Linked DNA regions of Homo sapiens: region 2 is linked to region 1. Evidence: chromatin loops called from intact Hi-C (ENCODE). Cell type or tissue: mesothelial cell of epicardium. All regions are shown on one strand. Each heading gives the region's core, and the rest is flanking DNA. Links, peaks and the distances in the headings are about the cores only. Region 1 has its middle 300 kb from the start of MATN1-AS1. Region 2 has its middle 310 kb from the start of LINC01648.

What was found. Hi-C counts contacts between places; a loop is a spot of excess contacts. Peaks named below come from ENCODE experiments on the same cell type or tissue, not always from the same donor. Only the 100,000 strongest peaks of a DNase experiment are listed, where the experiment ranks them.
Region 2: a loop joins it to region 1, with 12 times the contacts of the local background. A loop is called at or near these places in 1 of 110 quality-filtered maps.

Annotation. Positions count from the first base shown.
Region 1 is chr1:30,415,145-30,421,462 of GRCh38, forward strand. No RefSeq gene overlaps it. Among named protein-coding and RNA genes, the nearest start is that of MATN1-AS1, 300 kb to the right of the region's middle. In mesothelial cell of epicardium, for the core only: no CTCF peak of the experiment used is centred there; DNase peaks (open chromatin) are centred at 2,157, 2,627, 3,177 and 4,197.
Region 2 is chr1:30,344,788-30,351,105 of GRCh38, forward strand. No RefSeq gene overlaps it. Among named protein-coding and RNA genes, the nearest start is that of LINC01648, 310 kb to the left of the region's middle. RefSeq lists a silencer at 1,021-1,221. In mesothelial cell of epicardium, for the core only: no CTCF peak of the experiment used is centred there; no DNase peak of the experiment used is centred there.

The DNA.
Region 1 (6,318 bases), core at 1,978-4,477:
GATATGACTTAAGTAATGAAACAATCGCTGCTGAGCCATCTGGGTACTGGAGAGCTGGGAGCAGCAGGCATGGCTGCAGACATGTGTGTCCACCTTGCTGCCTTGCCCCGGATGAGAGCTCAGAGGGGCTGGCTTGGGGCTCTGGGCCCAGGCAGCCCTACCATGACTCTGCTCTTCCCCAGCTGAGTGAGCTTGGGCCTCTCTTCACCTCTGAGAGCCTCTGCGGAGTAAAGTGGAGCCCACTGTGCACCCCACAGGGGCAGTAGTGAGGCCTGAAGAGACCATGCAGCTCCAGCTCCCCGTGAGAACCAGCATCCTCCCGGGGGCTCTGGGTTACCCTGGGCTGCAGTTAGCCAGGTGCTGGTGTGTGGTCATGAGGCTGCCTCAGCAGACAAGGCTGGAGTCCCCTCAATAACACCTAAGACCCTTCGCCAAGGGTGATGTCATCTGATTTGTAATTACGAAAGACTCCCTGTAAGCTCAACCTTTCCCAACAGCCAGCCCTGACCAAGGGGATCAGGGTGGAATCAGGGCTGGAGGAGGCTCAGCCTCTACTGGATGAGGTGGGGGTTGGGCCTGGATTCAAAACTGCAGCTCTGAGGTCAGAAGCATGGAGTGTTAGGGTCCCAGCTCCCTCCTTCCTTGCTGGCTGGCCTTGGGTGAGCTCCTGGACCTCCCAGCCTCAGCTCCCTCCTCAGGGAGACTTTCTGCTTCACAGAGCTTGGTCAGGTGACGTATCCTCCCTGGAACTCAGTTGCCTCATCTCTAAAATGGGCTTTGCACCTTCCTGCCCTGTGGGGTGGGAGGACTGGATGAGATGGTGTGGGTGAGGGGTTGTGCCATGCCTGACACCCTCTATTTGATCCTCACTCAGTGGTATCTGTGGTGACAGGATCTGGGACTTCCCTCAGCCTAGCAGAGGGTTCAGAGTGAGCGAGGCCACGCTTATGTTTATTGGGGTGAAAGCTGCATTAATAAGCTGGCAAAAAGGGAAAGCATTGGGGAGAGTTGGCAAGGACAGTGCCTGGGCAGGAATCACTCTCTCCTCTTGGGGAGCAGCTCCTCTGAGCCCCCTACACTTGAGTTTTCTGTCTCCCATTTGGCCCTTGGCTCTCAGTGGGATCTGCTGTCATTTCTGTAGATATAACAATAACAATAATTGCAATAGCCTCAATCCTTGAATCCTTCCTCTCAGCCGAGCTTTGCCCCACAGAGTGCCCCAAAGGAGGCAACAGAAGGACCTGTGGGCAGAAAGTCCAGTCCCACCTCTGCCTCCTACTCCAGCCTTGGGCTGATCCTTCCCTGCCCTGGGCCTCAGTTTCCCACATGCCAAATATGGGTGTTGAATTTGACACTTGGAGGCACTTTGAGCTGTTAAATTCTACCGGATGTTCAAAGACTGTGGGGAAGATGGGGAGCAGGAGGGGACAGGGGCCACACTCGAGCCTCGGTTCACAGTGGTTGAGTGGTCACAGTATGCCAGGCACTGTCCTGAGTGCTCCATGTGGATCAACCTAGTGGGTCCCCACATCATCAACTGGAGGAGGGGGGCACGATTATTATTCCCATTTTATAATTGAGGAAACTGAGGCACAGAGCAGTTTGTCATGGCCAGAGCGCTGCTCTGGGAGACAGGGACAGATCCAGACCCCTTGACTTCCTGGGTCACCTGAGGGAAGGAGCTTCCCTTCTTATCTTCCAGGAAGGAGGTAGCAGAACAGGAACCAAAGTGAGTGCAAAGTCTGCTGGGGGCCAGGAGCTGCCAGGAGCCCCCGTATGTGAGGTTGCATCCTCAGGACCTCTCCTGGAGTAGGTATTGTTCTCTCCATTTTACAGACAAGGAAACTGCTACCTAGAAAGGTTTAGACTTAACTAACATCACACCGCAAGTGTGTGGCAGGGCCAGATTCAAACACAGGCTCTGAATCTTTCCACCCCTCACAGGCTACTTCAGGGCCGGGCACCCCCGCGTAGTTGGGGCAGAGATTGGAGGATAGATCTGGCCGGTGGCTATGGGTTCTTAGGCCCACAGGCAAATAAGAGGCTCCAGAAAGCTGGGTATTGGGGGTGGCCTCAGGAGCCCTGTGACTGTGGTCAGGAAAGGAGAACCCAGGACTGGGCAGCAAGAAGATAAGGCAGACACGAGGTTCTGGAGAGTCGGCTCACGGCTGGGGAGGATGTAGGGGCCTGGCCAGAGTGGGCTCAGGAGTAGGGGCTGAATCCTGTGAGGTGGGTCAACAGAATGAGGAAGGTCCCCATACCTGGAGGAGGTGAGGTCAGGGGCCCACAGGCAGAAACAGCTAAGTCCAGGCTCCTGACCATCCTCCAGCTTCCACGTGGACCTGCCCTCCCCAGTCATGGGCCTCCCAGAGGCCTGAGGAAACCTGTAAACAGGTAAAGCACATCCCATTCCTCTCAGCTCCCAGCCCTCCCCAGCTTCCGGTCTTACTCAAAGGAAAATCCAAATCTGCTGGCATGGCCCACAAGCCCCTCCCATGTCTGTCCCCTCTGACCTTGTCCCCCTTCCTCTTCGCTACTCACCAACCTACAGCCATACTGACTTCCTGCTGTTCCTCAAGCAAGTGAAGCCCGCTATAGCCTCAGGGCCTTTGCACATGCTCTTCCCTCTGGTGGCTGGTTTGCACCTGGCTGATGTCTGTGCCTCTGCACGGGCTGTGAGCTGAGGGCACTGGGAGCCTGGGAAGGGTTTCCAGCTGGGAGGGAACCAGCCAGCTTTGTGCTGCTGAGGGGCATTCTGGGGTGGACCGGAGGGTGGGCTGGAGGGGATGAGCTTGAGGGCAGAGAGAGTGCTCAGTGTGCAGAGCTGGGGCATGAGGTGGGCTCAGCTGAAGGGCCAGGGAGGTCACAAATGGTCAGGATGGGCCCCAGGTCAGGTGGGGAGAAGCAGCCAGGCCAGTGGTTTTGATGTGGAAATGTCTGAACTGCAGAACAAGCCTCCTTTCAACTCCCAATTAACATGGGAGCCTCCCCAGCCAGGCAGAGCTGGGTTGGCAGGTGGGGCCCAGAGGCTGTGGGGTCAGGGAGTGGGGATGGAGGGAGAGCCAGCCAAGACATTACCATGGGCATGTGAGAAAGGAACGTTCTGTCAACTGGAACCAGCGCAGGGAAATCCAACAGGGCTAAGAATTTTCCTCCCACCAGCAAGCTGAAGGGGAAACGCATTTGTTTCCGCCGCACATTAGTGTTTTTCAGGAGATAATGTGACTGTTTTTGCGCTAGAAAGTCATGAATGGAAAATTCCACCTGCCAAGACAGCCAGTTCCTCCCCCAGGCACTAAAGAATGGAGAAAGCTTCTGTCTCTAGCTTACTGGTGCCTGGAGTTCCACCACTGGAGCTCCGGTCCTATGGCTTGGGGCCTTGTCATTTGTTAAAATGCAAACAACTTCACTGAAGTCATGTTTCAACACAAACATTTTCATTAATTCAACAAATATTTATTGAGCTCTTGCTCTAAACCAGGCAGTACCTGGAGGCTGAGAACAGAGAAATTAATTAAGACTTGTCCAGACGAAGCCTTCAAGGAACTGGCAAACTCTGTGTGTTTTGCGGGTGGAGGGGGTGCAATAAGAAAACCTGACCATATGGTGCTGCAAAATGGTGGTGGGAATAAGGTGCCAGGGGGACCCCCAGAAGAAGCAACTCATTTCACATTTGCAGAAGGCGAGGCTTCAGCTGGGATCTGGAGGATGAGGGGTGGGGAGCAGGGTGGGGATGAGAATCCCAGATGAAGGGCACAATAAGAATGAATGAACAGAGTCATGAAGCAGCATAGGGGTGCATGGCCTGGGCCAGAGCCTGAAGCCCTGGGCCAAATGAAGCCTGGGCAGACCTACCTCTGCAGGCCTAGGCCAGCTGAGCCAGTTAATTCCTACCTTTCTTTAAGCCAATCTGTTGTCAGCTTTCACCTGAAAGTTCCTAACGGGTACAGGGCGTTTCTAGAGGGCAGAGTTTGATAGAGCTGGAAAAGGAGCAGTGAGTAGGTGCCTGGCACCTCCATGTGCAGGGGTTGGTCAAGTCCTTTTCCTTTTGATTCTGTCTCCACCTACACTTCTTATCAGGAGAAAAGATCTCGCCCTAGAAAATGTCCCCTGATCCGTGATGTTGGCCTGGCACCTTGGATAGTAAGTCCCGATTGGGCAGCCTGGGTGTCAGGAGCCCTGGGTTCTGTCCCAACCCCACCCACTGCCTGGCTGTGGGGCCTGGGCTGCGTTACACCCATTCTCTGAGCCTAGATTTGGGATTCATCCATCAGCCCATAGAGCTCTCTGAAGGAAGAGGCAATCTCCAACCCATTCATGTGGCCTCCAAACCTGGGACAGTCCCGCCACAGAGCAGGTGTGAATGGAGCTGTTGACCAATCCATGGGGGAGCTGCACCTTCCTGCTCTAACCTTCTAGGATCAGGGCCATGTGTGATATGACAGGGACAACTGCAGTTCCCTCTGTCCACCCTGAGAGCCTCCTGGAGGCCTCAACCCCAGGTTGCAGCAGCAGGAAATCTTGCAAGATGAAATTTCCTATGCAGGCTGCACTGCAGAGGCCTCAGTTTACACACACTGTCTATCTCTGTTGAAGGCTCGCTGAGCCACAATCAGACTGTAGGGTGAGAAAAAGTCCCCCCAAAAGCTTAACGCTTTACTCTCCAGCTGCAGCAGACCTGGGCAGCCAACGTCAGGGACTCTCCTCAGTTTTCTCATTGCTGACAATGATGAGGGGGCCACGCACGGGGAAAAGACTCAAAGAATAAAATAAACCCATGGGGTTCAGCCCAGTCGATTCCTTAAAACCAGTAAGCCAGTGCCCTGCCCTGCAGTGTAGTGTGGGCTGCACGTCTCAGTGCTCAGAGGGTAGGGACATGTGTCTGTATTCACAGGCAGGAGCAGGGAAGGCAGAGGTGGGAGCACCCACCTTCTCCTCTAGGGAGAACACTGGAGTGAGTGAGGGGCCAGAGGTCTGGGCTGGTGATCCCAGGTCCATGCTTGATTCTTCTAGAACTCAGATGTCTTTCTTGGAGGCAGGTAGCATGCAGAAGTCAAGAGCCTGGAGCAGAGTACAGTAGCCTTGGGAGGGTTTAAGGTTAGGAAGAGAGATTCTATCACTCATCCCTTCATTTATTCCCTCCCTAGGTTCACAAGCCAGGGGGCTTACAGATGTTCTTGGGGAAGGTTGACAATAAACAGGGAATTACACAAAATATTTTATGGCCCATTTGTAATAAGGGCCATGAAGGGAAGCCAATTTCCGATGATTAAAAGATGTTAGACAGAAAGAGAGAGAGTAACTGACCCTTACTTTACATACATCTGAACCCTTGAAACAAGTCAGCAAGGCAGGTGCTATCAGAGGAAGCTGAGGCTCAGAGAAGGTCGGCAACTGGCCCAAAGCCACGCAGCTTACAAGTAGTGGTGTTGAGATCCTGGACAAGCTAGGTCTGTCTCCAGAGTCAGTGCTCCTGGAACCATGCAGGAGTTCCTCCCAAGGAGAAGGCAAGGCAAGGCTACCGTGGAGCACTCAGCACCACTTCCCAACAGGATCAGACCTGGGGAAACTGACCAGCTTGGTCCGGGAGTGTTATTCTGCCCAAGGACCAGTCTGGAGCTGGATTTAGTTTCTAGAAGAATCTTTCTAGCTCAGCAGCCCCGCAGCTTCAGAAGATGGGCATGTCAGGGCAAGCTCTGCTTTCTGCCTCTTCGAGGAGTCTTGCTGCCACTCAGAGACCTGCTCACAGAGGCAGGAAAGTCAAGGATCTGCTTCCCCAAAGAACAGGCTGAGCCTCACACGGCCAAATCCCAGAATGGCTTTCAAGGAAGAGAACCCAGGTGTGTTTGTGTCCTGCCTCCATCTCTTACTGGCTGTGTGATCTCAGGCAAATGACTCTGTGAGCCTCTATTTTTCATGTGTGAAATAGATTTATTCGTAATAACATACGAAGCCTATACTCAACACATGTGGATTTCCTTTCTCTTCTACTGTCAGCTAGATCCCACAGAGCATGGTTTTCCCATCTCTGCCCCTCCATTGTGACCTCCTGGAAGTCCCCACCCATGCCTAGTCAAAGCAATGAGCTGAATCCAGACTGAAATGAAGCTAATTGGAGAGTGGTGAGGGTTTCTGTGGCGATGAGCATTTAACTGGTTGTCCTGGGAGTCCTCATGATACTTTAAGAGAGATGATAGGCTCACTCTCAGTGTGGACCAGAGGATTCAAATGACCTCCTTGGTGTGGGACTCACCACAGGAGGTTTATTTTATTCTTTGAGCCTACAGCAGAGGTGAGGAGACAGGACAAGGGCCAGAC
Region 2 (6,318 bases), core at 1,579-4,078, 71 kb before region 1:
CAAAATGTTGGAATTACAGGCATGCAGGCATGAGCCACCATGCCCAGCCTGTCCTCCAAGTTATTAATGAATGTTTTGGCTAGTGTAGTTTTATTGCATTTATGTGTAATTTTAGAACTAGCTTGGTGATTTATACCAAAAAAAAAAAAAAAATCCTGCTTGGGGTTTTGTGTGCATGTGTGTCAAATTTATTGGTCACTTGGGGTAGGATTGACATGTTAATAATATTGAATCTTTTAATCCACGAATGCAATATGTTTATTTATTTAAATATTCCTTAATCTTCCTGTGAAGTATTTGTGGTACTCAGAATACAGGTCAGACACCTTTGAAAAATGCTTAAATGTCTTGTTTTTGATGCTATTGAAAAATGGTATCTTTTAAATATTTTCAAATAAGTGTTTGTTGGGCTGGGTGTGGTGGCTCACGCCTGTAATCCCAGCACATTGGGACGCCTAGTCGGATGGATCACTTGAGGTCAGGAGTTTGAGACCAGCCTGGCCAACATGGTGAAACCCCATCTCTACTAAAAATACAAAAATAAGCCAGATGTGGTGGCACTCACCTGTAATCCTAGCTACTGAGGAGGCTGAGGCAGGAGAATCACTTGAACCTGGGAGGCGGAAGTTGCAGTGAGCTGAGATCCTGCCACCACTGCACTCCAGCCTGGGCAACAGAGCGAGACTCCATCTCAAAAAAAAAAAAAGTGTAGAGCAGGCGTCAGCAAACTTTTTCTATAAAGAGTCAGAGAGTAAATATTTTAAGCTTTGCAGACCATAACGCCCTCTGTCACAACTACTTAATTCTGCCATTGTAGCATGGAAGTGGCCACAGACAGTATGTAAACAAATGAGCTTTGGCTGTGTTCCAATAAAGGTTTATTTACAAACTGAGGAGAGCAAAGATGGCCATCAAGCAGACCACCCGGAGGCAAAAATCCTTATGGGAGAAATTCAGAAGTAATTAGACTTCCTTATTATCTAATGCAGCATCTGGTACCAGGCTTCCTTCTCCAAGATATATAAGTAATTAGAATTTCCATATACCTCTGGAATGCATGCCTTTTGATACCCATTGTGCAACCTTTGCTAATGTCAAGGCACCAAAATGTCTGCAAATGTAATCATTTACCATGACCTCCATGACTAATATGGTCTAAATTACCCTTAAGCTCCTGCTTTAAGGTTCATAAATACCCCTAAGGAAAAATCCACCTGGCGTGCTCAGTCCTCTCTTGCTGAGGTGCCCCACTACACTTTTCTGCACTGTTTTTTCTATCTCATAAAACTTCCCTTTCCAACCTATACTATTGTCAGTAAATTATTTTACAACCCATGAGCCAACCACTCTCCACTGCTGGGGCTCTGACACCTCACCTGGCACAAACACTGAAATTTGACTTCTCTACAATTTTACATGTCACAAAATATTATTGTTTCTTGAATTATTTTCAACTATTTAACAGTTTTTAAAAAGCATTCTTAGCTTACAGGCCATACAAAAACAGATGATGGGCCAGATATGGCTCACAGGTCATAGCTCACCAACCTCTGGCATAGAGAAATCAATTGATTTTTCCATCGTCTGGGATGTGAGGAGCGCCTCTGCCCAGCCGCCCCGTCTGGGAAGTGAGGAGCGCCTCTGCCTGGCCACTGTGCAATCTTCCAAGTGTGAAGTGACAGCCTTTCTGCAGGTGTACCCAACAGCTCCGAAAAGACAGTGACCATCGAGAATGGGCCATGATGACGATGGCGGTTTTGTCGAAAAGAAAAGGGGGAAATGTGGGGAAAAGAAAGAGAGATCAGATTGTTACTGTGTCTGTGTAGAAAGAATTAGACATAGGAGACTCCATTTTGTCCTGTACTAAGAAAAATTCTTCTGCCTTGGGATGCTGTTAATCTATAACCTTACCCCCAACCCCGTGCTCTCTGAAACATGTGCTGTGTCCACTCAGGGTTAAATGGATTAAGGGCGGTGCAAGATGTGCTTTGTTAAACAGATGCTTGAAGGCAGCATGCTCGTTAAGAGTCATCACCACTCCCTAATCTCAAGTACCCAGGGACACAAACACTGCGGAAGCCGCAGGGACCTCTGCCTAGGAAAACCAGAGACCTTTGTTCATGTGTTTATCTGCTGACCTTCTCTCCACTATTATCCTACGACCCTGCCACATCCCCCTCTCCGAGAAACACCCAAGAATGATCAATAAATACTAAAAAAAAAAAAAAAAAAGAGAGACAAATCAATTGATTTTTACTCTATGGCTCACACAGACAACATGTTAAATTTGCTTTTGGTTTCATCCTGAAATTGGTTAATTCTGATAGCTCTTTTTTTGTAGCTTCATTAAGATTTGCTATAAAACTCTTGTGTCATCTATGAACAACTAAAGTTTTAATTCATCTTTTCCAAACTTCAAGCTTTTCTTTCTTTTTCTTGCGTTATTGAACTAATTAGAGCCTTTAGCACAACGTTGAATAGAAGTGATGATAATATTCATCTTGACCCATTTCCAGCAAAGGGAATGCATTCAGCCTTTCACCGCTATACCTAATGTTAGCTATAGGTTTCGCATAGGGGCCCTTTTTAAGAGTAAGGAAATTCCTTTTTATTTCTAGTTTGCTCAGAGTTTTTGTCATGAACGGCTGTTGAATTTTGTAGGTGCTTTCTTGGCATCTATTGAGATGATCATGTGGCTTTTATCCTTTGTCATACTAATGTGGCAAATTATGTATGATTGATTTTCTTTTTTTTTTTTTTCTTTTTTTAACTTTCATTTTAGGTTCGGGGTACATGTGAAGGTTTTTTATATAGGTAAACTCATGTCATAGGGGTTTGTTGCCTAGATTATTTCATCACCCAGCTAATAAGCCCAGGCCCCGTTAGTTATCTTTTCTGCTCCTCTCCCTCTTCTCACCTTTTACCCTCAAATAGAACCCAGTGTCTGTTGTTTCCTTCTCTGTGTCATAAGTTCTCATCATTTAGCTCCCACTTATAAGGGAAAACGTGCAGTATTTGGTTTTCTGTTCCTGCAGTAGTTTGCTAAGGAGAACAGCCTCCAGCTCCATTCATGTTCTCACAAAATACATGATCTCATTCTTTGTTATGGCTGCATAGTATTCTGTGATGTATATGTACCACATTTTCTTTATCCAGTCTGTCATCAATAGGCATTTAGGTTCTTTCTATGTCTTTGCTATTGTGAATAGTGCCACAGTGAATATTCGAGTGCATGTGTCTTTATGGTAGAGTGACTTATATTCCTCTGGGTATATACCCAGTTATGGGATTGCTGGGTCAAATGGTATTTCCGCTTTTAGCTCTTTGAGGAATCACCATACTGCTTCCCACAATGGTTGAACTAATTTACACTCCCACCAACAGAGTATAACTGTTCCCTTTTTTTCCACAACCTCTCCAGCATCTGTTATTTTTTGACTTTTTAATAATAGACATTCTGACTGACGTGAGATGGTGTCTCATTGTGGTTTTGATTTGCATTTCTCTAATGATCAGTGATATTGAGCTTTTTTGCATATGCTTTTTGGCTACATGTATGTCTTCTTTTGAAAAGTTCCTGTTTGTGTCCTTTGCCCACTTTTTAGTTGGGTTGTTTGTTTTTCTCTTGTAGATTTATTTAAGTTCCTTACAGAAACTGGTTATTAGACCTTTGTCACATACATAGTTTGCGAGTATTTTTCTCCCATTCTGAGGTTGTCTGTTTACCCTGTTGATAGTTTTTTTGTGTTTTGTTGCTGTGCAGAAGCTCTTAAGTTTAATTAGATCCCGTGTTTCAATTTTTGCTTTTATTGCAATTGTTTTGATGTCTTTGTCATGAAATCTTTGCCCACTTTTACGTCCAGGATGGTATTGCCTAGGTTGTCTTCCAGGGTTTTTATAATTTGGGGTTTTGAGTTGATTTTTGTATATAGTGTAAGGAAGGGGTCCAGCTTAATCTTCTGCATATGGCTAGCCAGTTATCCTAGCACCATTTATTGAATAGGGAACCTTTTCCCCATTGCTTGTTTTTATCAGCTTTGTGGAAGATCAGATGGTCATGGGTGTGTGGCCTTACTTCTGGGCCCCTATTCTGTTCCGTTGGTCTATGTGCCTGTTTTTGTACCAGCACCATGCTGTTTTGATTACTGTAGCCTTGTAGTATGGTTTGAAGTTGGATAATGTGATGCCTCCAGCTTTGTTCTTTTTGCTTAGGATTGCCTGGGCTAGTCAGGCTCTTTTTTGGTTCCATATGAATTTTAAAATAGTTTTTTTTTCTATTTCTGTGAAGAACGACATTGGTAGTTTCATAGGAACAGCATTGAATCTGTAAATTCCTTTGGGCAGTATGGCCTTTTTAATGATATTGATTCTTCCTATCCATGAGCATGAAATGTTTTTCCATTTGTTTGTGTTTTCTCTGATTTCTTTGAGCAGTGTTTGTAAATCTGATTGTACAGATCCTTCACCTCCTGGTTAGCTGTATTCCTAGGTATTTTATTCTTTTTGTGGCAATTATGAATGGGATTGCCTTTCTGATTTGGCTCTTGGCTTGGCTGTTGTTGGTGTATAGGAATGTTAGTGATTTTTGTACACTGATTTTTTTATCCTGAAACTTTGTTGAAGTTGTTTATCAGCTGAAGGAGCTTTTTGATCAAGACTATGGAATTTTCTAGATACAGAATCATGTTGTCTGCAAACAGAGATAGTTTGACTTCCCTTTTCCTATTTAAGTGGACTTTATTTCATTCTCTTGCCTGATTGCTCTAGCTAGGACTTTCAATACTATGTTGAATAGGAGTGGTGAGAGAGAGCATCCTTGTCTTGTGCTGGTTTTTAAGGGGAATGATTCCAGCTTTTGCCCCTTCAATATAATGTTGGTTGTGGGTCTGTTGATTGATTTTCAAATGTTAATAACCTTGAATTCCTGATCATTTTTGCTTGGTTATGATGTATTTCTAGATTGTATGTTTTAATAATTTTTAGTGGTTTTTGCATCCATGTTCTTGAGTTAATTTTCTTTTTTCTAATGTGCTTGTCAGTGTTTGATGTCAGAGTTATGCTGGCCTCAAAATAAATTTTGAAATGCCCCCACCTTTATTATCAGAAAGAATTTGTGGAAAATTTGTATTATTTATTTCACAAATGTTGGGCAGAATTTGCCATCTGGCCCCAGAGCTTCCTTTGCAGAAAAGGTTTTTAATTACAAATTCAATTTAAATATTAGATATAGGGTTACTCAGCACTTCTATTTCCTCTTCTGTTAGTTTTGGCACATATTTTAAGAAATTTCTTGAGTTTGCCTGAGTTATTGAATTTGTTGGCAAAAAGTTGTTCATAACATTCCTTTATTATCATTTTAATGTAAATACAAATTCTTGGTATTGGTGATTCATGCTTTCTTTCATTTTTTTATGTTGTCTTAGTCAGCTCAGGCTGCCATAAAATACCACAGACTGGGTAACTTAAACAGCAGAAATGTATTTCTTCTAATTCTGGAGACTACGATGTATAAGATTAAAGTGCCAGTTAATTTGTTTTCTTGCAAGGGCTCTGTTTCTGGTTTGAAGATGGCTGCCTTCTAGCTGCATCCTCACATGATAGAGAAATACAGGGAAGGGGTTAAGGGAAAGGAAAGAGCACATGCAAGTTCTCCAGTGTCACTCCCAATAAAGATACTAATCCTATCAAATCAGGGATTCACCTGTATTGACCTCATTTATAGGTCCTATGTCCAAATATATTCACACCAGGGGATGGGACTTCAACATATGAATTTGAAGTTGGGGGACACAATTTCATCTATAGCATGTCCACTTAATAAATTGACCATTTGATATGTTCCTCTTTGTCTCTTTTATGCTCTTTGCCTTGAAGTCTACTTTCTCTGGTATTATTATAGCCATACCAGCTTTCTTATGCTTATTATATATATTTTCATCTTTTTTGTTCTCAGTCTGTCTGTGTCTTTATGTTTGAAGTGTATGTTTTGTAAACATAACATATTTGGGTCTTTTAAACTAAGATTTCTGACTTATTTCAAGTATTGTATCTATGTTCTCTTTATTATCTTTGTTTTCTACTTGCCCATTTGTTCTTTGTTTCTTCTTTCCTGTCCTCTTTTTGGATAAACTGAGTATGTTTTAGGATTCCAATATAGCTCTTTTACTCATTTTTTACTTATCTTTCTTTGTGTTATTTGTTCTAATGCTTACATGTTGTTTTCCCATTGAGCTCATTGAGGTCTTGCTTACACTTGCCAGTTCAGTGGTCAATATGAATCCTTAACTTGTCTCAGTTTAACTTAAATTAATATTATAC